Linked DNA regions of Homo sapiens: all the other regions are linked to region 3. Evidence: chromatin loops called from intact Hi-C (ENCODE). Cell type or tissue: heart left ventricle. All regions are shown on one strand.

Region 1 (8,000 bases), 350 kb after region 3:
TACTTAAACCACATTATTAGCTGTTGCACTGAGGAGAGGAATGGCTTCAACCCAATGAGTGAGGTGGTCTACTATTACTATTAGGTATTTAAGGTGACTTAGTGGGGGCATGTCAGCATAGTCAATTTGAATACTTTGAAATGGCCTTAATCTGGGGCTTCTGCCCCCAAAAGTTTGTTTCCTTAGGGCCTGTTTATTAGTTTTCTTACATATTAGGCAGCTGTCCACAACTTGGTTTACTAAGGTATAAATTCCTATACATCCATAGACTCTAAGAACTGCATCACACATAGCTTGAGGTCTCCAGTGAGTCCCTTGATGTAGTCGGGACAGGATTTCTCCCATAAGTGGTTTGGAAAGCATTTCCCTTTGGTCTGGTAACACCCACTACCCTTCTGAGTTTTCCTTAGCTACTAGTTTCTCTAACTTTTCCTTTTCAGCGGGAGAGAAGATAGGGATTGCAACTAGGGGAGAGAGACAGGGAGTCAGGTAGAAGATAGGTGCTTTTTGAAAGAGGGCAGCTTGTTTTGCAATTTGATCAGCAAGGTTATTTCCTCGGCTTTCAAAGGTAGAAATTTTCTGGTGCCTTGGGACATGCACAACAGCTATTTCTTCAGGTAATTGTAAGCTTTTTAAAACTTGAGTGATTAATCCTTTGTGGACAAGGTCCTGCCCTTTGCTGTTAATTAGACCCCGCTCAGTCCAAATTTTTCCGAAGGTGTGCACTACCCACAAAGGCGTACTTGGAGTAGGTATAGATGGTATCTTCTTGCTTTCATAAATATTTTAGAGCCTGATTTAACACAAACAATTTGCAAGTTTGAGCAGACCAATTATTTGGCAATCTTCCAGATTCTATTTCGGCAAGAACTCCATCTATGGCAAAGTATCCATTGTGTCTTTTTCCTTCAACCACCCGGGAGGAGCCATCTATAAAAAGATGACGTCCTGTTTCAAAAGGGGTTTCTCTTAAATCAGGTCTAACCTTAGTATGGTAGTCAATGAGATCTAAACAATCATGTTCAGGATCTTTGGGGTTTGGATTCCCAGTTAGGAAAGCAGCAGGGTTAAGGGCACTGTTAGTGGTGAGGGTGAGGTCACCTTTTTCTAATAGAATGGCTTCTTATTTTAAAATTCTTGAGTCTGTAAGCCATTTACCTGCCTTTGGGTTTAACATTGTTCTAACTTGATGAGGTGTGCTAACAATTCATTTTCCCCCAAAGGTTAGCTTTCTACTTTCCTCAATCAACAAAGTAGTGGCCGCTATAGATTGAATACATTTGGGCCATCCACAGGTTACTGGATCTAGAATTTTTGACAAAAAGGCCACGGGCTGCCAGTGGCCCCCATGTTCTTGGGTAAGCACTCCTAAAGCTACTCCCTTATTTACATTGACAAACAGGTGAAATGGTTGTTTGAGGGAAGGCAGAGCTAAAACAGGGGCAGTTATGGGTAAATGTTTCAATTCTTTAAAATCATTGACTTCCTCTGGGGCCCCACGGAGGGGGTGGGGTTTTTCTTGGTAAGCTTGGAGTCCAGAGACTTGACTTTTGGAGCATCTGAATCAATCCACAAGTGGCAATATCCAACTAGCCCTAAAAATTTTCTAAGCTCTTGTTTTGTACTAGGCAGGGGTAAGGACACAATTCCTTCAACTCTTTTGGGTCCTATTCTTCGCTTGCCTGCACTTATCAAGTGCCCTAAATACTTCAGGCTATACGAATTGGAGCTTCCCCTTTGATACCTGTAATCCCTCCCCTTCCAGGTGATTGAGAAGACTGATGAAGAAATCAGATCCTTGTTCTATGAGTTTCCCCAGACACAAGTATGTCATCTACATATTGGAGCATGTATATAGACTCTGGGACAGATATCTTCCCTAAAATTTGTTCAAGAATTTAGCCAAACAGGTTAGGAGAGTCTGTAAATCCTTGGAGCAGGACCATCCAGCAGTATTGTTGCTTCCGCCCTGAATGAGGATCTTCACATTCAAAAGCAAGTATGTCTTGGCTGTCTTCAGCTAAGGGACATGCCCAAAAGGCATCCTTTAAATCTATTACTGTAAACCACTGATGGTCATATGGAATGTTGCTGAGGATAGTATATGGATTGGGGACAATAGGGTGAGTGGTTTGGACTATTTGGTTCATGGCCCAGAGGTCTTTTACTAGTTGATATGACCCATCTGATTTCTTTACAGGTAATATAGGAGTATTATATGGAGACATACAGGGTTCAAGTAACTTATCCTGAACAAGACCTTCAATCACAGTTTTCAGGCCTATCCTGCCTTCTAGAGGAATTGGATATTGCCTTCTCCTTACTATTTCCCCAGGGGTTTTCAACTTTATATGAACTGGGGGAGATTCTTAGTTTCCCTTGGTTCCCTTCTTTTGACCACACATTGGGATGAATGTAACTTTTTTCTGTGGTGGTGAGCAGGTTCAATGAAGTGAAAAATCCTTCAGGGCAGGCATGCAGGCCTATGCCTAGTATTAACATCAGGTCTCTTCCTAACAGGTTTGTTCCTGCTTCAGGGATTAGCAGGAATTTAATACTGGCTGATTGATTTTTGTATTTAACTTTTGTTTCTTCTAAAACTTTGGCTTTAAATCCTTCCCCTTTCACCCCTGAGACAAGAAGTTCCCCTAATGAGCAGTTTATATTAGAGGGCCGATAGCAAACAGAGGAACCAGCAGCCCCTGAATCTATTAAAAAGGTGATAAGCTTATGTTTGGGTCCCACCTCTAAATTTATCAAGAGCTCTTGGTGGGACTTGAGATAGAAAAGACAGAGCCCCTGACCTCCTTATTCCTCCTTGAATGCCATGAGCAGAACAATTTCTTTTTCTTTTTCCCACTGGGGGCATTCTCTTTTGAAGTGGCCTGCTCTTCCACATTTGAAGCACCTATTCTATTCTTCCTCTCCCTCAGTTCCGGGATTCTTTGACGTTGCTCCTCCATACTCTTTAGAGGGCCTGGTAACTGAGGGTCCAGGTCCCCTAGTTGGAGGCTTGGGTCCTCCAAACAGGGGTTTGGACCCTTTATAATTCCTGCCCCACCCAGAGTCTCTGTTTAAAAACATATGGGCTTGAAGCCATCTGTTGGAAGGTGGATAGCATAAGTTTCATTTTTTGTTTTTGCTTTTCTTCATCTCTCCTCACACACTTTTTGGGCTTCTCCTAGGAGTTCCTCTATGGACTGATTTTTCCAGTTTTCTAGTTTCTGCAACTTCTTTGCTATGTCTGACCAGCTATTTATTGCAAAATGTAGCTTTAACATTCCTTGCCTGAGAGGGTCTTCTGGATCTAAATCTGCATATTTCCTTATTTGTTCCCTTAGTCTTTGTAGAAATTTCATGGGGCCTTCATCTTTTTCTTGTTGTATGTCAGGAAAGATTCAGAGTGAGGGGCACTGACTCTTGAGTTCCTTTAATTATCATTTCCCTGAGATCTTTCATGTTTTCCCAGTGTACTGCTTTGTTATTTTCCCATTCAGGATCTTGGGCCAGGAATTTCTGGTCTGCTGCAGGAACGTTTGGGCTGGGAGGGTGTTCATGTTCTCAAGCTGTCATAACAGCCCTGCGAACCATCGCCCTTTCTTTCCCTGAGAAGATACCCAGGATAGACATTAATTCAGCCCACGTATATAACTGGGGGCCTAGGAATTGATTAATTTGGTCTGCTACCCCATATGGGTCATCTAGCAATGGCTTAAATTCTTTCCTTAAACCTCTAACTTCTGAACTAGTCAAAGGAGCATTTACAAAGCCAATAGCTCCTCCTCCCTGGGGCACCTCTCTCAAAGGGAAGATAGTTGGAGCTGATTCCTTAGAGGTAGAGGGGAAAGGAAGATTTTGAATATCTTTTTTACATTGCTGTACTTCACGTTGTAGTCCCTTTAGGGAAGGATACTTAGGCTGACAAGGAGCAGACTCATGGGGTGGTGGTAATTCCCAAGAGTCAGATTTATAAGGGGGAGGAATAATAGGAGTAGGAGAAGGATCTGGGACTGGGTCTGGGGTGGCAGCAGCTGCCTGGGAAGGGGGCAGGTCAAGACGTGGGGAATTAAACAGGAGAAGGTGGTTTAAGAGGGTCCCAGGCATAGGGAGTCCTCTGCCTAGGGGTTGGTTTTACTATGCCTACTTTGGGGAGTGTGAAATCTGATGCTTCCCCTGCATTCTTTAGGGGAAAGAGGAGAACAGGTTCTTTTCTCCAGCAGAGAGCATAGTCTGTTTCTTCCTGCGCGACTGGAATTTTGTCATTCACATACTGAATTAAAAGTTGACAGACCCAAGCCTCAGCTGATCCATATTTTGGCTAGAAGATGGCAGATTTGAGGATGGGTTCCTTGGCCCAGATGAAACAACAATATTTTACCATCTGTTGCTTTTTCTTGTGCCTAGTCCTCTCCTTCTCCTCCCAATATTTTAGCATGAGACCTAAAGGACTGTTGGAGGTGATCTGACTATCCCCGTCCTTATCTTTCCCTGTTGTATTAGGAGTGTTTCCCATCTTGGAGGTTTTGGATGCTCCCTTGAGTGTGTGTGTGGTCCAACCTCTCTTACTAGAAATCTCTTGCCTTCCCTTTTCTCTAGAGGCTCACCCCCTTTACTGGAGGTTTCTTGCACTCCTTTCCATTCGCTTCGTCCTATCTGGCCACTTCCCTTGTGGGAAATTAGGTCCCTCTTAGTATTGGTGTGCTGGTATAAGCCCCATGGCAGGATCTGCCCTAAGCCATATGAGGTGACCACGGAACCGCAGATAGAACCCACTCACCCCACACAGCAGTAGTACTTATCACCATTCACACAAGCAGCACCACAAGCAGTGATCATTCACACACACTTTCAGCCTCCAAGATATCCCAACAACCAAGGAAATACTTTGCTGCCCCCTCTGCGGCTTTTCTTACCTTGGTCTGTGCACGAAGTTACCTGGTCACTGTGGTATTTGTAGGCAAGCCTTTCCTTCCCACATTGCTGAGAGTCTGGGTTTATTCATCACAGTGGGTGATGGCTGGATCTTTAGCCCCTGAGACCACTGCAGTGAGGCAGTGGGACGCATCTCCCCCTGGGAGATGACCAGAGACCCCTTCCTCAGAGGAAAATGGGAATCCTGGGCAGGCCCCCAAATTGTTAGAAACAAATATTTGGTGCCACAAAGTGAAACTAGCACTCAGGCAAAAGTTTTCTCAGCAAGGCAATTTACTTCTATAGAAGGGCGCCTCTTGCATGCAAGGCAGAGGCAAGGGAGAGCATGCAAAACAAAGGAGAGTAGGAGATTTTTATCTGTAATGCAGACCCTGTTCCTGTGTCCTCCCCTTGTGGGCTGGGGTCGGACCACACAATCTAGGCTAATTTCAATCTAGGGTAAACTAAGCTACTGTTGACATCATCAAAGGAGGCAAGGGTGGGCATTTGATGGGAAGGACAGGTATGGTACATCATGGGGTGTTTGGGCATAGCAGAGATAGGGAGGGCTGATAGATGAATGGGTACGATTACCTTTTAGAATAGAACAAAGAACCAGGAATTGAAACCCTTTGAAGAGGAACTATTTGTTTTTAACAACAAAATATGATGCCATCATCAATTTATTTTCACCATTTTCCCTCTATTTCTCTGTGCTGGCTTCCTTTTTAGGCAGAATCAGTTTATGTAGTGGCAAGATTGGCCACTAGTAGCTCCAGGCTTAAATTCATCCAGTTTAGCAACCACAATGCAAAAAGTAATATCTCTTTAATTCCAGCAAAGTTCTGGAACTGAGCTTCCAGTAGAGACTTGTACCACATGCTCATTCCCACAGAGAGAAGGAACTAGCAAGTTGGTCCTTTGCATATCATTTTCTCACCCATAAAACTGTATGTATGTGTAGAAGGGAATCAGTCCCCTACTCAGTCCACAAAGGTTGAAAGTGAGATAGGCATAGTTACCCAAATGAATATTGGGGTGCTGTTATCAAAACAAATGGAAATGGACATTTGACAGGCAAAAATAAAAAATGTTCAGTATAAGTGGTGAATGTGTAGTTAATTGAGTACAAAATAAAAGATTATAAAATGTCAGAGGGAGCCAGCTGAGGCTTGAATGATGGCAGAAATGGGTATGTAGGTTTTGAGATTTTCTTCAAAATGATCAGCAGCCCAAGAGGAGGAACAAAAACAGTAAATTGATGTGATTTACATGAAGTTCAGGACTGGAACAGTGAGCATGGTCACAGGACAAAAAGCAAAAGGAATAAAGGTGTCATGAAAGAAGAGCTGAAATGGCAGTCCGTGGGGCTCAGATTTGGCAGGGATGCAATAAGGCCACAGAAACATTGAAAAAGTAATCCCTGCATATTTGGATGTTCCTGCAGTAGAAAAGTCATGATGAGGGTGTCAGTCGAAGCAAATGATGGGAAAAGTCTCAATCATTTTTGGAGATTTATTCACCAAAGTTAAGGATGCTCACAGGAGATAGGTCTATGCCTTTCTCTGAAGATGATTTTGAGGGCTCCAAATTTAAAGGGGAAAGGGCGGGATATTGAGAAGCACACAGTTTTCACTTAAACAAAAGGGGCAAAGGAAAAATGTGGGGAATCTGCATCTTAACATAAGATAATACAGACAAAATGGGGTAGGGGGACAATCTGATACGCATTTGTGTCTGGCAGGCTGGGTGACTGCACCTGTCAAGATAAGCTATCAATTAGCATTGCCATGGTGAAGTTGTAACAGCTCACCAGGAATTTCCTTGCTGGCAAAACATGGGAAAAGTGGGTAGCTTTTCATCTTGTAGCCATTTTATTTAGGAATCAAAAGGTGGAGACAGGTTTGCATGACCCAGTTCCCAGCTTGACTTTTCCCTTTGGCTAAATGAGTTTGGGGTGTCAAAATTTAATTTCCTTTCACAGGCAGAAGATACTGGATAGGAGATAGTGCTAACATGTACCTCCTACTTGGATGGACAGTATGGCATGTGAAGATTCATACTGTGGACTTTTGCTCCAAGAACCACTGCAGGACCATACCAGGAAAACCTAAAGAATTCACAGATCTTTGAAAGAAGCACAAGTCACTGCAGATTGCATGAGACAGATGAACAACTATGAGTTTCCATAGTCTGAAAGGGGGAAAACCTGCCTTCAAACACGTATTCCCGCTGAGGAATCTGAAAATACAGATCACCAGAGAAGGATTTAACCTTATCTAGAGCTGGAATGGATTTAGGGAGCTGTGCAAAATATAAAAGTAAATGCAACAGTGGGAAGAGCCTTGTAGGCACTCCCATTCTTCACCTTGTGCGCAGGGAAGCCATTTCTGATTGTATTTCACAGAAGCCCTCAGGGAAGGCACTCAGCAGAATTAGGGAAGGGTCACAGGGTGTAAGAAGTTTCCAACTGAATTTTGCAATAATTTTAACTGGGCACTAACTTTTTTGACAGGATATGGGGGTGAATGGGAACTGCTGCAAATACAAGAGCTGGAGTCACAGCCAACTTTGTTGGCAGATGGGGAGGGGCAAGGCCTGAAAGCAGTGCTTGCTTGCTAAGTGGGGTAGTTTATGGCCTGAGGCAACGTCTGAGTTTCAGGAGAGCAAGCTGCCTGGATCTAAACTTGGCACTGTTAGTAGTGTGTCCAGAATTGGTGGGTTCTTTGTCTCACTGATTTCAAGAATGAAGCCGCAGGACCTCACGGTGAGTGTTACAGTTCCTAAAGGCAGCGTGTCCGGAGTTTGTTCCTTCTGATGTATGGATGTGTTCGGAGTTTCTTCCTTCTGGTGGGTTTGTGGTCTCGCTAGCTTCAGGAGTGAAGCTGAAGACCTTTGCGGTGAGTGTTACAGCTCATAAAGGCAGTGTGGACCCAAAGAGTGAGCAGCAGCAAGATTCATTGCAAAGAGTGAAAAAACAAAGCTTCCACAGTGTGGAAGGGGACCCAAGCAGGTTGCCACTGCTGGCTCAGGCAGCCTGCTTTTATTCTCTTATCTGGCCCTACCCACATCCTGCTGATTGGTCCATT
Region 2 (8,000 bases), 280 kb after region 3:
CAGACAAAATATCTAACTTCCATCTGTAAAATGGCAATAATAAAGTAAACACCTTACAGGCTGCCTTGAACATTGAGTGAATAATATATCCAAAGGGATTGGAGCAGTACCTGGCACACAGTAGACACTATGTAAATGTTTATTGTTTTTGTTACTACTGCTGTTATTATCTATCATTATTGCCATTCTTTTGACTCCCACGTAAAAATATTTTTGAAGTCAATCCTTTAGAGGTGGCATACCATTTAAGAAGGTTTATTCATTTTCATTCTTCAATATCAATCTTATGACTTTTGACAGACATTAGTCTAGTAACATAAAGGAGGAAATATTCTCCTAAACTTTTGAACAAACATGTAAGAGTTACCAAGCCTGGCTACACACTTGGATTAACCAGCGTGCTTATACAAATTGTCTGGTCACTTGAGTCCAGGAGTTCAAGGCTGCAGTGAGCTCTGATCACACCACTACACTCCAGCCTTGAATCAAACAAACAAAAAAACTGTCTGGGGCCTATCCCAGACTTATAACACTTACAATGTCTGCAGAAATTGTAAAAAAACTCCCCTAGTGATTCTGATGCAGCTGGTCCACAGATGAACATTTGAGAACCACTGCACTACACATTCCTTTAAGGCATAAAGAAACCAATCCAAAGAGATTAAAATATCCATCTCTTCCCTAAATATGTTCCTAAGGTAAATCTCTTTCAAAAGGCTAGAAATATAAACCCTTATGCTCTGCGACCCTTATAAAGGTGAAGCCATTACATTCTCAGTATTTATTACTATCTAATAGACAGGAAACGTCTGGCACTTAGTATGACAACAGTTACTATTAGGTGCCAATCAAGCAGTCAAAGACTTTTGACTTCTCAAGTGTGTAGTCCAAAACTGTAATAAAATCTAAGTGTTACTAAAAAGCAAAATAGCCTAACACAAAGACTGGTCACTTAAAATAAAGGAACATTTTCCTATAATTTCAAGTGTGCTAAGGGGAGCACTACTCTTTGACTCATAAATATCTGTAGTGGCTGCAAAAGCTTTTTGCTCTGGAACACTGCTTTATTTTCTTTCTTCCTTAAGCTTAACCCCAATAATAAACGCATTCACCTAATATAAGTGAGATGATAGCACTGCATCAAGGAGATGGCACAGAATTCTCCAGAGATTGCTGGTACAGCAAAATTCAGCAATTAGCTTCTGAGTAAGAAGAGAATCTTAAACATGTCACAACATACACTATTCCCCAAACTATTACTGATTAAAGTTTAAAGGCTAACTCAAACTTCTGGCTTCAATATTTCGCATAATGATTTGGGACCTATATAACTAACGAATTAACCGAAAGAGAGCACAACTCTTCCTTATCAAACTCAGCAAGTTTGTGGCATCCAGTTTTCATTAAATTTGCACCATTTGAGGATAAATAAAGAGTGTGTGGCACATATACTTAGTTTATTCAAAATAACATGAGGAAAACTGGATTTTCAGGGCACTTTGCTCATTAGTAAGTGTAAAAACCTCACACACACAGGCATCCCAAATGAAATCTATTGTCTTTGTCATTAATAAACCTCTAGTCTGTGAATGCCATTATTTCTATGGACTGAAATGGACCCTAGCAGTCTGAAGATCTTGGCATAGCTTTGTGCTACATATGTGTTATTTATGTACCAAGAAGATGTGATTTATTGTCTAATGTTTCTTTACTCAGATTGGCTCCAGGCAACACTGTGAGGTAGGTCAATATTATCTTTAGTGCCATACCTTTTACCTAAGCAGCCCTTGCTTTCATGCAGCTTTCTCTTTTCAGAGCCCACTGAACCTTTTCAAACAATGCCTTGTGCCTTTTACCTTTCTTGATCCAGCTCTGCCATCTAAACTTAATTGCCCTTTATGCTACTTAGGCAAGACCCAATGGACCAATCTGATCATTTATGTCAAATTATGATACTAATGGTGGATACATAATTAATGAATTATACCTCCTAGAACCCATACTCACTTTCAGAACCCCAAGAAAAACTAGAGAAGTGAATAATGTGGAAATTCCAAAGAAAGTTAGAGAAAACACTAATTTTTCTAGAAGCTGTCAAGACCTGTAAATAGTAGCTACCTCTTCTCTTTCAAGGTTGGCCTGACTCAAGAATTCCACCAAAACTATCTGTGGTAAGCAGAATAATATTTCCCTCCCCACTTCAAAGAGGCCCACATCCTAATCTCTGGAACCTGTAAATGGCAGTGGGGAATTAAGATTGCAAATGGAATTAAGGCTGCTAACTAGTTGACATTAAAATAAGGAGATTATCATGATTGAAGTGGGTGGGTCCAAGTGTAATCACAGGGTCCTTAAATGAGGAAAAAGAAGACACAAGAGTCAGAAACAAAGAGATGACATTGTGAGAAAGATGCAACCAGCTACTGCTGGCTTTGAATATGGAAGTTTTGTATGAGCCAAGGTTCAGACTCTAGATGCCAGAAAAGGCAAGAAAACAGACTCTCCCCTGGAGCCTGCAGAAAGAAATGCAATCCTGCTAACACCTTGATTTTAGTCCAATGACAACCATTTCCAACTTCTTACCTACAGAACTGTAATAAATGTGTGTGTTTTAAACAACTTAATTTGTGGTAATTTGTGACAGTGGCAATAGCAAATGAACATAGTATCAAAGTACACAGAGAGTGCTAGTACCTTCATTTCCTTAAAATACATGCTTGGCATTTATCTCACTGGATTATGCTGCTGCTTTATAGAAGTTGCCTCATTTGTATTTCCTACAGATTAGACAACCTAAATAGACTACCCATTGTTGTGGCTAGAGATAAAAGGAGAAAAATTCAGCAACCAGAAATAATTTAATGTACAATGCAAAAATATCTTTAAATGTTTTAATTGGACAAAAAAAGGTATAATTAGTGACAAGAAGTCATTGACTGGTGTGACCTTGTTCCAATCACTTTTATTGAAGAATAAAAGGATGATTTATCAAACCCAAGTTAAGAAACTCTGCTAAACATCAATGTATATGAATGGCTCACTGTAACCTACTAGCTAACATCATTTCACTCCTCTCTACCAGCACCCCAATTCACACTGAAGCACAATACCGGCTATTGATTTTATCCTGAATTTAGGGGAAATGCCTATTTTCAGAAAACTGCACATGCTACCTGAAACTTAAAACCAGAATAAACGATGTGTCTAACCCTAACCCTTAAAAATAAGTTATCCCAAGCATTAACCCAGAGTAGCTGTTTTATTCCCTCTGGACAAACATACAATAAATGTTCCTGAAAAGCAGTTTAGCAAAAGCATTGACAGATTCTTAGCTAGAGACAGATTCATAGCAAGAGAAAGCCTTACTATGATTCTCTAAACCCTTTATCATAAAGCACAAAATCTCTTACGTTTTTGGTTATCAAACGACTGAAAATATACCAATCCATATTCTACCCTAGTAAATGAAGTTCTTTGGTGGAAAACATTGATTGTTTTGCTCTAGAAGAGAATTTGGTGCCCTCTAGTGTTGAAAAACAAGATGATCCATTTCACCGTTAATAAACCAGCACTTCAGAGAGGGTCACAAAAGTACAGAATTTAAGAGCTAAATAGCATATTTCAGGACAGCACAGATATGTAATTATTTTTTAGTAGAAAGTTTTAGGCCAGGTGCAGTGCCTCAAGCCTGTAATCCCAGCACTTTGGGAGGCTGAGGTGGCTGAGTCACTTGAGTCCAGGAATTCAAGACCAGCCTGGGCAATATAGTGAGACCGCATCTCTACAAAAAATACACAATAACTTAGCTGGGCTTGGTGATGTGTGCCTGTAGTTGCACCTACTTGGGGGGCTGAGGTGAGAGGATCACTTGAGCTAAGGAGGCAGAAGTTGCAGTGAGCCGAGATCACGCCACTGCACTCCAACCTGGGTGACAGAGTGAGACCTTGTCTCAAAAAAAAAAAAAAAAAAAAAAAAGCAGTAATAGAAAGTTTTGGTCATGGATTATCATTCAATTTTTATTCTGATAGATTATCTTAAAAGCATTATTTTGAAATTGGGCCTCTTAGGTAAAATAATACTTGGCTATATGGTCTGTTGGAGATTTTCCCTCTGGCTTTACAAGGAGAACAAAGGTGAGTGATCTAAGCTTCTGCACCAAGAAATGAATAAAAAGGGTATAATATTAGGGTAATGACTTATAATGATTTTTTTAACGTTTTACAAAATACTGGAGACATAAAATAGAACAGAAAATAACATCTGTGATAATACTGCCCAGCTTAAGAAATAAAACATAATTAATAGCATTCCAGATTACATTCTCCTTCCCCTTCATAGATAACAACGCTCTCAAATTTGGCATTTTATTTTATTTTTGAGACAGGGTATTGTTCTGTCATCCAGGATGGGGTGCAATGGTACCATCATGGCTTACTGCAGTCTCAACCTCCCGGACTCAAGCGATCCTCCCACCTCATCCTCTCCAGTAGCTGGGACTATAGGCTTGCATAACCATGCCCAGCTAAGTATACATTTTTTGTAGAGATGGGGGTCTCACTATGTTGCTCCAGCTGGCCTTGAACTCCTGGGCTCAAGCAGTCCTCTTGCGTCAGCCTCCCAAAGGCTAGGATTTCAGGCAAGAGCCACCGTGCCTGACCAAATTTGGCCTCCTAATGATTGATGCTTACATATATTTTCAGTTTTCAGCCCTCTGACACTATTATATTGCTTCTAAGATTAAATATTAACTTTAAAATATTACTTTGTAAAAAGGAATCCCAGGTGATAATTACAGTTGGTATGCTGAGCCAAGGAGAGGATTCCAGGTACCTCCCAAGTTTGGGGGCACATGGAGGCTGATATTGTAAGGTCTCCACACGTGAGAGGAGTAGGTGAGATTTGCATCTCCACATGGGACAAGGCAGGACAAGGAAGCACTACCAGCAAGTGACTATGGTTTTAAAAATGGGTAAGGGCAGACATGGAGCAATGAGAGAGAAAAACAGGTTGGCAGTGTACATCTTGGTTGACATGGTAAATAAAACCAAATGTGCAGATTTATTTTTTATTTATTTATTTATTTTAAAAGTGAGATATTTCTTAAAAGTTTAGTGTACAAACAAAATGAAGGTACCTTCACATTTTACTACACATGTGCAGATAGTTTTCTTGGTGCACAGAGATAAGGCAGAATTAAGTTAGAATAAACATGTTCTAAAACTGACCTCCAGAAGAACTAGTCTTAGTCATTTCTTTGCAGAGTATGTGAACCAAGATTCGGGTTTGGTCTTTGGTGTTAGCACTGTGTCAAGGATCAGATAGAAAGTACAAATGGAGGGGCCCCTTTCTGAGGCCAGGCCCCACTGTCAGGGCATGTGGGGTGACCAAAGGCCAACAACCAGCTGAGGCTAAGAGGCTGCTCTGAGGAGGGCGGGGCTCCAGGTGCCTCTTGAACCCTTTGTTCGGGACCAGGACATGTGTGGCTGGGCAGCAGCCTTCAGACCCCCCACAGGCTGGTGCCCGGTACCCACAGCCTTCTGTTGGGTTGTCAGGCCCCTGCACCCATGGTGGGGTGCTGGGCTCCAGAGTTCCCTGGGACCAGCTGATCTCGTCCTTGGTTTTGGCCCAAATGCAAGCCCCTGGTCTCCTCCAAGTAACTTCCTTTCCCCAAGGCTGTCCAGGCCCCACCGCTGCCTGTTCCTTCCCAGGGCCTCCTGCAAGTCCCGATGCTGACGCCTCTCTGCCCACCTAGTTTGTGGCCGCTGCCTCCAGCTCTGTGTCTGCCTCCCAGCGAGGGAGCCGTGGTTGACGATCTCGTGAGTGTCTGCCCTTCTGAAGGGTACAGTGTGAAGTCTCGTCAGTCTCATTTAAATGCCTAAGCACCTCTTCAGAAACCAGGGAGTCAGCCGGGTTTCTCCATCTTTAATCATGTTTTCTAAAGGTTTTCTTGGCAATTTCCTGGCAATTTGCAAGACAGGACTTTTTGGTTGCCAACTTCCAATTAGCTTTAAACTTGCCACGATCTCCCAGGTCATCCCATCCATCGATGATGCTTATTACATTCTTCCTGATTTCCATGTGGCCAAATTCAATAGTTATTTACCCCAGGCTTGTATTTTGGAGGCTAAAGAACTCTGTTACCAGCTATATCTGTGCTGTGGCTGCTGTAGCAAAATATCACAAATGTGGCTTAAAACAACAAAAATTTTTTCTTTTTTTTTTTTTAGTATTTATTGATCATTCTTGGGTGTTTCTCAGAGAGGGGGATGTGGCAGGGTCATAGGATAATAATGGAGAGAAGGTCAGCAGATAAACACGTGAACAAAGGTCTCTGGTTTTCCTAGGCAGAGGTCCCTGCGGCCTTCAGCAGTGTTTGTGTCCCTGGGTACTTGAGATTAGGGAGTGGTGATGACTCTTAACGAGCATGCTGCCTTCAAGCATCTGTTTAACAAAGCACATCTTGCACCGCCCTTAATCCATTTAACCCTGAGTTGACACAGCACATGTTTCAGAGAGCATGGGGTTGGGGGTAAGGTTATAGATCAACAGCATCCCAAGGCAGAAGAATTTTTCTTAGTACAGAACAAAATGGAGTCTCCTATGTCTACTTCTTTCTACACAGACACAGTAACAATCTGATCTTTCTTTTCCCCACATTTCCCCCTTTTCTTTTCGACAAAACCGCCATTGTCATCATGGCCCGTTCTCGATGGTCGCTGCCTCTTCGGAGCTGTGGGGTACACCTCCCAGATGGGGCAGCCGGGCAGAGGCACTCCTCACTTCCCAGATGGGGCAGCCAGGCAGAGGCGCTCCTCACTTCCCAGATGGGGCGGCCAGGCAGAGGCGCTCCTCACTTCCCAGACGGGGCGGCCGGGCAGAGGCGCTCCTCACTTCCCAGAAGGGGCGGCCGGGCAGAGGCGCTCCTCACTTCCCAGACGGGGCAGCCGGGCAGAGGCGCTCCTCACTTCCCAGATGGGGTGGCCAGATGGGGTGGCCGGGCAGAGGCACTCCTCACTTCCCAGACGGGGCGGCCGGGCAGAGGCGCTCGCTTCATCCCAGACGGGGCGGCCGGGCAGAGGCACTCCTCACCTCCCAGCCAAAGGGAGGCTGGGCAGAGGTGCTCCTCACATCTCAGACGAAGGGTGGCCAGGCAGAGGCGCTCCTCACTTCCCAGACGGGGCGGCCAGGCAGAGGCGCTCCTCACTTCCCAGACGGGGCAGCCGGGCAGAGGCGCTCCTCACTTCCCAGACGGGGCGGCCGGGCAGAGACGCTCCTCACCTCCCAGACAGGGCGGCTAGGCAGAGGCGCTCACTTCCTCCCAGACGGGGCAGCCAGGCAGAGGCGCTCCTCACCTCCCAGACGAAGGGCGGCCGGGCAGAGGCGCTCCTCACCTCCCAGACGGAGGGCGGCCAGGCAGAGGCACTCCTCACATCCCAGACGATGGCCGGCTGGGCAGAGGCGCTCCTCACATCCCAGACGATGGGCGGCCAGGCAGAGGCGCTCCTCACTTCCCAGACAGGGCGGCCGGGCAGAGGCGCTCCTCACTTCCCAGACGGGGCGGCTGGGCAGAGGCGCTCCACACTTCCCAGACGGGGCGGCCGGGCCAAATGTGCAGATTTAGAATGAAAAAAAGATAGTTTTTCCTATGCGTAAGGCCAAAAGAGCTGAAGCCATCACCTAGTTCTATTCATCAAACACAGCTAGCACTAAGCTCAGACCAAAATGGTTAGTTCCAGTTTTCTGTGTGTGTTACTACTCTGAGACTAGCTGATGATTCTGATTTTTTCCCCTAACAAGCTGGCTTTACATAAAACTTAGCATCTTATTCCTTTTGGGTTGCTAGTAACAGAATGCCCAAGACTGGGTAATTTATTGAGACAAGAAAATGATTTTCTCACAGTTTGGGAGGCCAGCAGCCCAAGGTCAAGGGACCAGCATTTGGTGTGGTGAAGGCCTCCTTGCTGCATCCTCACATGGCAGAAGGTGGAAGGGTAAGAGAG
Region 3 (8,000 bases):
ATTGGTAGAAAATGAATAAATTCACTTACTCCTTCAAGTCCTGCCTTTCCCACACTTGTATTCCTACACAGAGCAAAGAATTGGTGCTTAAGCAATAGCCATGAGGCAGGTGTCTTGAGGAATGCATGGGGAGCCAAGTATTACTTTTCCTCCACCCTATAGCTCATACCCCTTCATTAAAAGCTACATATGTAGAAAATAATAAAGTTGACAAAAAACCAAGTGTTAATCACGGTGATGATGACAATACCTTTCTAAAAAACAATTATTGAGGTATACTTTATATGCCATAAAATTAGCTCATTATTAGTTACAATTCAATGACTTTTAGTAAATATACAGTATTGTATAACCATCACCATAGTCCAATTCTGGAACATTTCCATCATCCCAAAAAGATTTCTCGAGCTCATCTGTAGTCTCTACCTGCTCTCGCCTCCAGTCCTAGGTAACCACTAATCTACTTTCTGTCTCTATAGATTTGCTTTTCCTGGGCATTTCACATGAATGGAATCATATGACATGTGATGTTTTGTGGCTGGCTTCTTTCAGTTGGCATACTCTTTTTAAGGTTAGTTTATATTTTATCATGTATCCTTTATACGTAACACCTTTTTGAATGGCAGCATTATATAGAGGAAAAAGCATGAAAATCAGAAGCATGCAAACATGGGGCTGAATCAAAGCTGTGTCACTTCTTAGCTGTGTGACTTTGGGCAAGTTCCTCAATCTCTCTAGACCTATTTGTAGAATAAGAATAATAATCCCTCCCTCAGCTGAAAGGAAATAGCTGGGTTGTGATGACAAATAGTGGGCGCGCAAGAAATCCAGTTCTTCTCTCTAAATTTCGCCAAAAACCTTTGCTTTTCTCACTCCTGCTTCAAACTTTAAAGTGACTCCTACAGCCTCCCTACCAGCCTTCACATCAAGCTTGAAACAAGAACCCACATAACAAATGATATCAGAAACGGAATTCCGCCAAAGGGAATCACATCCTTCATTAACGGAGCCCAGATGGTGAGGAACTAAAGGGATTTCCTTCAATTATATTGCTGTCATTTTTTATAACGAATGTTAAATTGCATTTAATTATTATTGTAAGGGGGGAAATGTGTCAAGTTCTATCCTAGAATATTTTATGGAGTTGGTTTTCCTTTGGCAAGGCTCTAAGAACATCTTATTTTCCCACTAATTCTTATAAAACTGCCCCCATTAACATCAACACACAGATAACATGCAAACAAGTAGCAAAGAGCTAAAAACACCAGAGTAAATAAAATCCACCTCAAGCCAGGTACCATGGTGCATTCTTGTAGTCCCAGCTACTCTGGAGCCTGAGGCGGGAGGATTACTTGAGTGCAGAAGTTTAAGACCAGCCGGGGTAACATAGCTATAATACCTCTCAAAGAAAAAAAAAATCCACCTGAAATCCTCCAAACTCAACTTTTAGTCAATAGTTTCAGACCTTTTCTTTCCTGAACCTTCAGAAGACCCTGAATTTTGTGTGTGTCGCAAAATAGACTGAATCGAACTCCTTGTTCATTCCTCCAGCCCACCATCTCTGATTAGAACATGTTCTCATTTTGAGTTCCAACTCAGAGGGATCCTAAATGCAATCCCATCCTATAATCTAGGACACAAAGTTTACAGAGTTGCTACTCCTTAGCCTTGAGAGAAAATTTCCTGTCCTAAATCTGCTTTTCCTTTTGAATTACTGTTTATCTGTACTTCTAAATTTACCAGTGCTCCTTCACATTTCTGATTTTTTTTTTCTGTCTCTCTCCTTGTCTGAGATTTATCACAGCTGTATTTCTTCACCAAACTCCTGAACCACTTAATTCCCCTCCATTTCCCGGATTTACTTCTTGTTAAGAATAGTATAAGAGTTAAAACAGAAAAGGATAAGGCTTCTCAATATTTTTACTAAATAAAATATGGTTATAACATATTTTGTTTATCCCTCTCTTCAAGGAGATGAGTACAGCATATCATTTTTCATGATATAAAATGCCTGTGGTCAAATGTAAAGTAATTATTAACAGAGGCAGTATATGGCTTTCCAATCTTTATAAACTTTATAATCACTATACATATTATTGGAATTAAAGATGGCAAACAGTGATTCTTTCAAATAGGTAAATTAGATATACTTCCTACAAGTGATCAGCTTGTAACATTATCAGGTGAGTCTAATTTGAACTTCTGCTGCGATAAAGCTATACTCACATAGATAAACAGGTAAATACTATATCCAGACTGAACAAAGCACTTAAATTAATGTATTGATGTATTTGTATAAGGATTCCTGTGTTTCCTTGCTCTAAGTACTTATCTTGAAAATAGGAACTGTTAACAAAATCCATGGCTAACTTTTTCCCCAATATTAAGAGATGAAAGAAAGTGTAGGTAGGGTCCCAAGAGAGAAGTTTTCACATACTGAATTATCTCCTAATACAGGCTAGAAAAACGATAAATCTGATGAAAATAAATAAAAATTTGGGGGACAAAATCATGTTAGGTTTATTGAGATATGTGAATTTCCCCAATCTTTAAAAACTGTTCTTATGCTAAAACTTACCCCTTCCTATCACCACAGTGAAGAGAGTAATTTATATCTAAGACCTTATTTTAGGGATTTTATTTTAGGCGGTATCATAGGAATTTATCTCATGGTATAAATAGTTTAGTAAATCTGGGATTTGGGAAAGAGTTTTTCTCTACAGCACAGGCCTTTTGTTCAGCAGCAGATGACAAAATAATTTTGAGGCAAGATGATTTAACTTCAGTTTGATGTCCAGCCATCCACCCCAAATCTTATGCTCCAAATTCCAGAATGTGGCCAGAGTATTGAAAATTAAGTTTTTAAAAAATCATTTGATCCAAATCTTCTAAATATATATACATATATGCAAGAATGACACAGCCTTCAAATTATGGTTTGGCCTATAGTTTGTGTATAGCTCTCTAGAGAATTTCGATCTTAAGGTTAAAATCTCAAATATGTGGAGATCATGTCTGAGGACTTGACTACCATAAAATTCTGTCAGCATCCATGCATCATGTATATGGATTACCAAATAATGCCGAGTCTCCTACCCTGAGATGGCAGCCAATTTTTGGTGTGCCTGACGGGCCATTTCACAGCCTTTGGTTCTTGTCTTGTGCATTTCCGCCCGGAGTGAGGGGCAGCTGACCGAGACATCCCCAATAGAAATGACCAGCTCTCGGTACAGGGCCACTTGTGTGTTGAACTCTTGGACAAGCTGGAAAAGAAGTGAGTTTTTTTTTTTTTACCAAACATTTCTCATCAGAAAGTTTCCTGTTTCGGAGTACATAAACAGGGGCTTTCACTGACCCCTGAGTCAGCTCCCCAGATCTCCAGCTAAGGAACCTAGGAATTGTTTAAAGCAGAAGGCACCAAAATGGCAAGTCTCTTTGTCCAAGGCAAGTATTTATTTCCATAGGCAAGCCTGGCCATGGAAGCTCTATTTCCAGACCTACTTCCCCTCACCCTTTCAGACTCAGTTTCTGAAGAGCAAGAGAGCATATTTGGAGCGCTACCATGCCACTCCCAGGCCAACAGAGAATGATGCTGGGGACTCCTACATAGACGGTCCCCTCTCCTACTGCTAGGACATGGCTTTTAAGTTGCACGGCGGGAGGGGCGGGGGAGGCGACAGGTAGGGTGTAATAGGCAAACCATTCACCTTTTGCTGGGCCACTGAACCTCTCGGCCTGACGGCCTGACGGGAAGACCAGCTACAGCCTCTGCGCTGGAACCTTCGACCCCTCCGCAGCGCCCCGTGCGCTGTATTTGGGTTTGTTTGCTACTCTGTCCCCAGAAAGCAGCATCCCCACCTCCTCATCCCTCCCTCCTCCGTGAGCGAGCCAGTTCACTGTGTCTTTCGCATCCACCATTCTTCGAGGGGGTACAGGCACAACCTACAGCCGCTGATCCCCAAGACCCTTGCTGTCACACTTCTTTCTGCAGGGTTATTACGACCAGGGTGTCACCCTGAATTTGGGGGACTGCAGATTTAAAAATAGTGCATGTGCCACGTGATCGGCATTGAGGAGCTGAGGGTGGGGGAGTGGCTGGCACTCAGGCAAATGATTAACATACATGACTCCCCCCACCCCCTCTCAATTAAAAAAAAAAAAAAAGAGGCGCAGTTTTCACCCACCATCTTGCAGTCGTCCAGGGCTCGTTGGGTTTTGTGGGCGCTCTCGGAGCCGCTGCCCCTGCGCTCCCAATCTCCGCTCTGCAGCGGGGGCTTGCTGATCTGGAAGATCGAGGAGCGGGTGGACCGGCTGGGGCGCTTTTTGCGCCCATTCGGTGCAGAACTCATGCATACACATCCACCAAGCCGAAGCCGCTGGTGCAGTGCGCCCCGGCGCGGGCGGCCCGGTTGTTGCCCTGGGCGCCGCCGCCAAGCAGCCGGAGCCCGGACCTGAGGCGCGCAGCTCACAGTGCTGGGGCTGGCTGCGCGGGTCGGTAACCTTCAGCTTGAAGGAGAGCCGGGGAAGCGCTAGCTGTGCCGTGCAGCATCGCTTCCACTAGCAGCGAGGAAGGAGCGCGATCAAGTTCTGCTCAGCAGCATTGCCGACCCTGTCCCGGGAGCTGGGCGCTGGCGCGGGCTCGCACTGCCTTCCTCTCGGCATGGATTGCAAGGCTGGGCGAGAAGGAACGCGCCGCCCGGCGGTTCCGAGTTTCCATTCAGGTGGGGGAGCAGCTTTCAAAGCCTGCGCTGCAAGGTGGGGGGCGGAAAGGGGTGTCGCTCTTGCTTCAGTGTCTTCCCGCAGCGGCACTCGGTTCGTCTTTCCCCTCCCTCCACTGTCGCCAGGCCTGGAAGGACTGGCCGTCCCCAAAGCAAGCAATTGGCTCTAATCGGCTGCCTTGATCCCTCGTCTCTAAGGGCTTGTCTGTTTGAAGATCCCAGATGAATCTGTGGCGGGACTGGCAGACGCAGAGAATCGGTCCGGCTGACGTTGTTCGCGGGCCCGCACATTGATAGGACGGGAATACTAATGTGATCTGTCCATGCAACCCCCTTCCCCCTCCACAGTTTATGCACTTATCCAATCAAATCCCCGGGAACATCAATTGCAATATTACTTCATCTGCTCTATTATTAGAAACGAAAAGTGTCATCAGAGTGGAGCACATGCCACATGCTGGGACCTAAACATGGATTTCAAATAAGCCAGTGTGGGCTTGAGGCCCTCACCAACTGAGACTGAGACAGGGGCCACAGGAGGGAGTGAGGTTTTGCTCCAAATGGAAGACCTCTTGATAACCTAAAAGGAGAGCTTTGTTTCCCTGAGTTGTTTTGTTTTTATTTTGTCCTTGTTCATGGAGGGGGAAAGAGGAGAGCCAGTGAGGCAGAATGCACAGAGGCATTCACTCAGATTGGGCCTCATCCCCATCCCATTTCAAGTAGTAAAGCTCTTGGTCTTGCATTGCAGGGTCTCAGGACTCAGCTCCTAGAGTTCCCTTCCGGAGACTTGAACAAATAAGAGCCAAGAGATCTCCCTGGACACTCAAAATGACCTTCTTCTCACTTATGGGATATCAGTAACCCAGAGGCCAACAGAGGTGGCCCAGAAAATCGGGGATGATTCTTGTGTGAAAGGAGTGGGGGTGAGGCCCTCAGCCATTTAAGTTCACCCTTCCCACTGACATCTTCCTAAGGTTCTTCTGGGAGGAAGAGAGAGTGTTGTGGCATTCAACTCTAAGGCTCTAAGGATGCTTGTTCTCCTGAATGATTTGTTTGGAGAGGGAGATAAAGGGGTCTCCCATAGGAAAACTAGTTATGTATTAGTAATCCTAATAAGAACAGATTAGAGGTTCCTGGTCAGTCTGTTAAAGGGATATGGAGAGTACATAGAAAGAGAAAGCCTGAAATAGCCAGGAAGGTTAATATCCTAAGGAGGGTGGCTTTACAACCTTTTCTACAAGACAAGTAAATATAATGGGGTACTATAATAAGAGAGTTATTTGGTCTTTGTCCCCAGTCCCTAGGGCAGAACTCCTAAAACCCTTAGAAATTGCCTGAGTTATTATGATAAGCCATCTTGTCACCAGAAAGACCAAGCCTTGATTAGTTGCTTGCAACTTTCAGCCTCATCCCCCAATCTCAGGGGATAGGAGAGGAGCTAGTGACTGCGTTCCTCACCAATGGCCAATTATTTAATCAATCATGCCTACATAAAGAAACCTCTGTAAAACTCCTAAACAACAATAGAGTGTGGGGAGCTTCTGGGTTGTGGAAGACATCTAGGTGCTGGAAGGGTGGTACACCAGGAAAGAGCATGGAAGTTCCATGTCCTTTTCCCATACCTTGCCCTATGTTTCTCTTCCAGTTGGCTGCTCCTCAGTTGTATCCTTTAGAATAGACTGCTAATAGTAAGTAAAGCTCTTTCCTGAGTGCTGTGAGTCATTCTAGTGAATTACCAAATCTGAGAAGGTGGTTATAGGAACCCCTGAATTTGTCGCCAAGATGGAGAGAAGAGTTGGTAACCTGTGGATCCCATACTTGTGACTGGCCTCTGAGATGAGGGCAGTCTTGTGGGACTGAGCCCTTAAACCTGTAAATCTGACGTTAACTCTGGGTAGTTAGTGCCAGAAATGAGTTGTAGGCCACCTAATTGGTGTTAGAGAGTTGGAGAAGTGCTATTGGAAAAGACATCATGTATTTGGGTGGGAAGGAAAAAAAACCTAACAGATGGATCACTGAGTGGATATTTGGCTACATTTTTTTTTTTTCTGAGTCAGGGTCTTGCTCCGTCACCCAGATTGGAATTTAGTGACACCATGAGAGCTCACTTCAGCCTCAACTTCCTGGGCTCAGGTGATCCTCCCACTTCAGCCTCCCAAGTAGTTGAGACTACAGGCACATGCCACCTAATATTTTGTAAAGACAGAGTTTTGCCATGTTGCCCAGGCTGGTCTTGAACTCCTGAGCTCAAGTAATCCACACACCTTCACCTGCCAAAGTGCTGGGATTACAGGTGTGAGCCACTGCGCCTGACCAGAACTTCACACAAGCTTGAGAGTGAGTTTTCCCTATCAAAGACTAGAGAAAGGAGGCATCAGCTCTCAGGCCCAGACCTTGGTGTGCTGCTATCCTCCAGGTGTTTAGATGTCCCAGAGACTGAGAGAAAGGGCTCTTCTGCTGGTTGAATCTCCCCAAATATAAGAAGATAACAGGTTAGTGCTTAGTCAGCTCCCTGACCCTTTCTCTTTCCTGCAATCTCAATTACCTCCCCTCCCTTCCTCCCTCCCTCCTTTTTTTCCTTCCTTCCTTCCCTCCTTCCTTCCTTCCTTCCTTCCTTCCTTCCTTCCTTTTTTCCTTCCTTCCTTCCTCTCTCTCTTCCTTCTCTCTCTCTTTCTTTCATTCTTTTGTTCATTCGTTCATTCTACGGAGTCTCACTCTGTTTCCCAGGCTGTAGTGCAGACTTCTGAGTAGTTCCACAGACATGCCTGAGTTGGCCGCTCCTGAGTTGTATTCTTTAGAATAGACTGGTAATAGTAAGAAAAGCTCTTTCCTGAGTGCTGTGTCATTCTAGTGAATTACCAAATCTGAGAAGGAGGTTGTAGGAACCCCTTCCTACAACCTGAGCTGAGTGGACCACAGGCACGTGCCACCACACCCGGCTAACTTTTGTATTTTTAGTAGAGACAAGGTTTCACAATGTTGGCCAGGCTGGTCTCAAACTCCTGACCTCAGGTGATCTGCCTGCCTCAGCCTCCCAAAGTGCTGGGATTGCAGGCATGAGGCTCTGTGCCCAGCCCCAATTTTCTTTCTACTTAACGCGTGTAAAGAGAGAAGCAGAAAAACACATCAGGTGCCTGGGGTTTTGTGAGGGGTGAGGATGCTTGGGATGATGAAGAGGAAGATAACAGAGAGACTGAGGGGCTTTAAAGAAGGATCGATAATATTCATTTGTAGATGGTTTAAGTCCTGTGTTATAAACCTCTTTCACTGTCACTAGCTTAC

The links. Peaks named below come from ENCODE experiments on the same cell type or tissue, not always from the same donor. Only the 100,000 strongest peaks of a DNase experiment are listed, where the experiment ranks them.
Region 1: a loop joins it to region 3, with 2.7 times the contacts of the local background. A loop is called at or near these places in 8 of 110 quality-filtered maps.
Region 2: it touches region 3 in a loop (4-fold over the local background); 14 of 110 quality-filtered maps call a loop at or near these places.

Annotation. Positions count from the first base shown.
Region 1 is chr5:64,150,937-64,158,936 of GRCh38, reverse strand. No RefSeq gene overlaps it. Among named protein-coding and RNA genes, the nearest start is that of RNF180, 11 kb to the left of the region's middle. In heart left ventricle, no CTCF peak of the experiment used is centred here; no DNase peak of the experiment used is centred here.
Region 2 is chr5:64,224,891-64,232,890 of GRCh38, reverse strand. All of the region lies in intron 5 of RNF180 (ring finger protein 180), which reads right to left. Among named protein-coding and RNA genes, the nearest start is that of RNF180, 63 kb to the right of the region's middle. In heart left ventricle, a CTCF peak has its summit at 3,517 (motif pointing left); a DNase peak (open chromatin) is centred at 5,570.
Region 3 is chr5:64,502,974-64,510,973 of GRCh38, reverse strand. RGS7BP (regulator of G protein signaling 7 binding protein) reads right to left here and starts at 4,959. Exons shown (of 6, transcript NM_001029875.3): 1 at 4,185-4,959; 2 at 3,097-3,263. The coding sequence starts at 4,349. In heart left ventricle, a CTCF peak has its summit at 4,401; DNase peaks (open chromatin) are centred at 4,513 and 4,903; H3K4me3 peaks cover 5,082 bases; H3K27ac peaks cover 1,044 bases; H3K27me3 peaks cover 1,167 bases.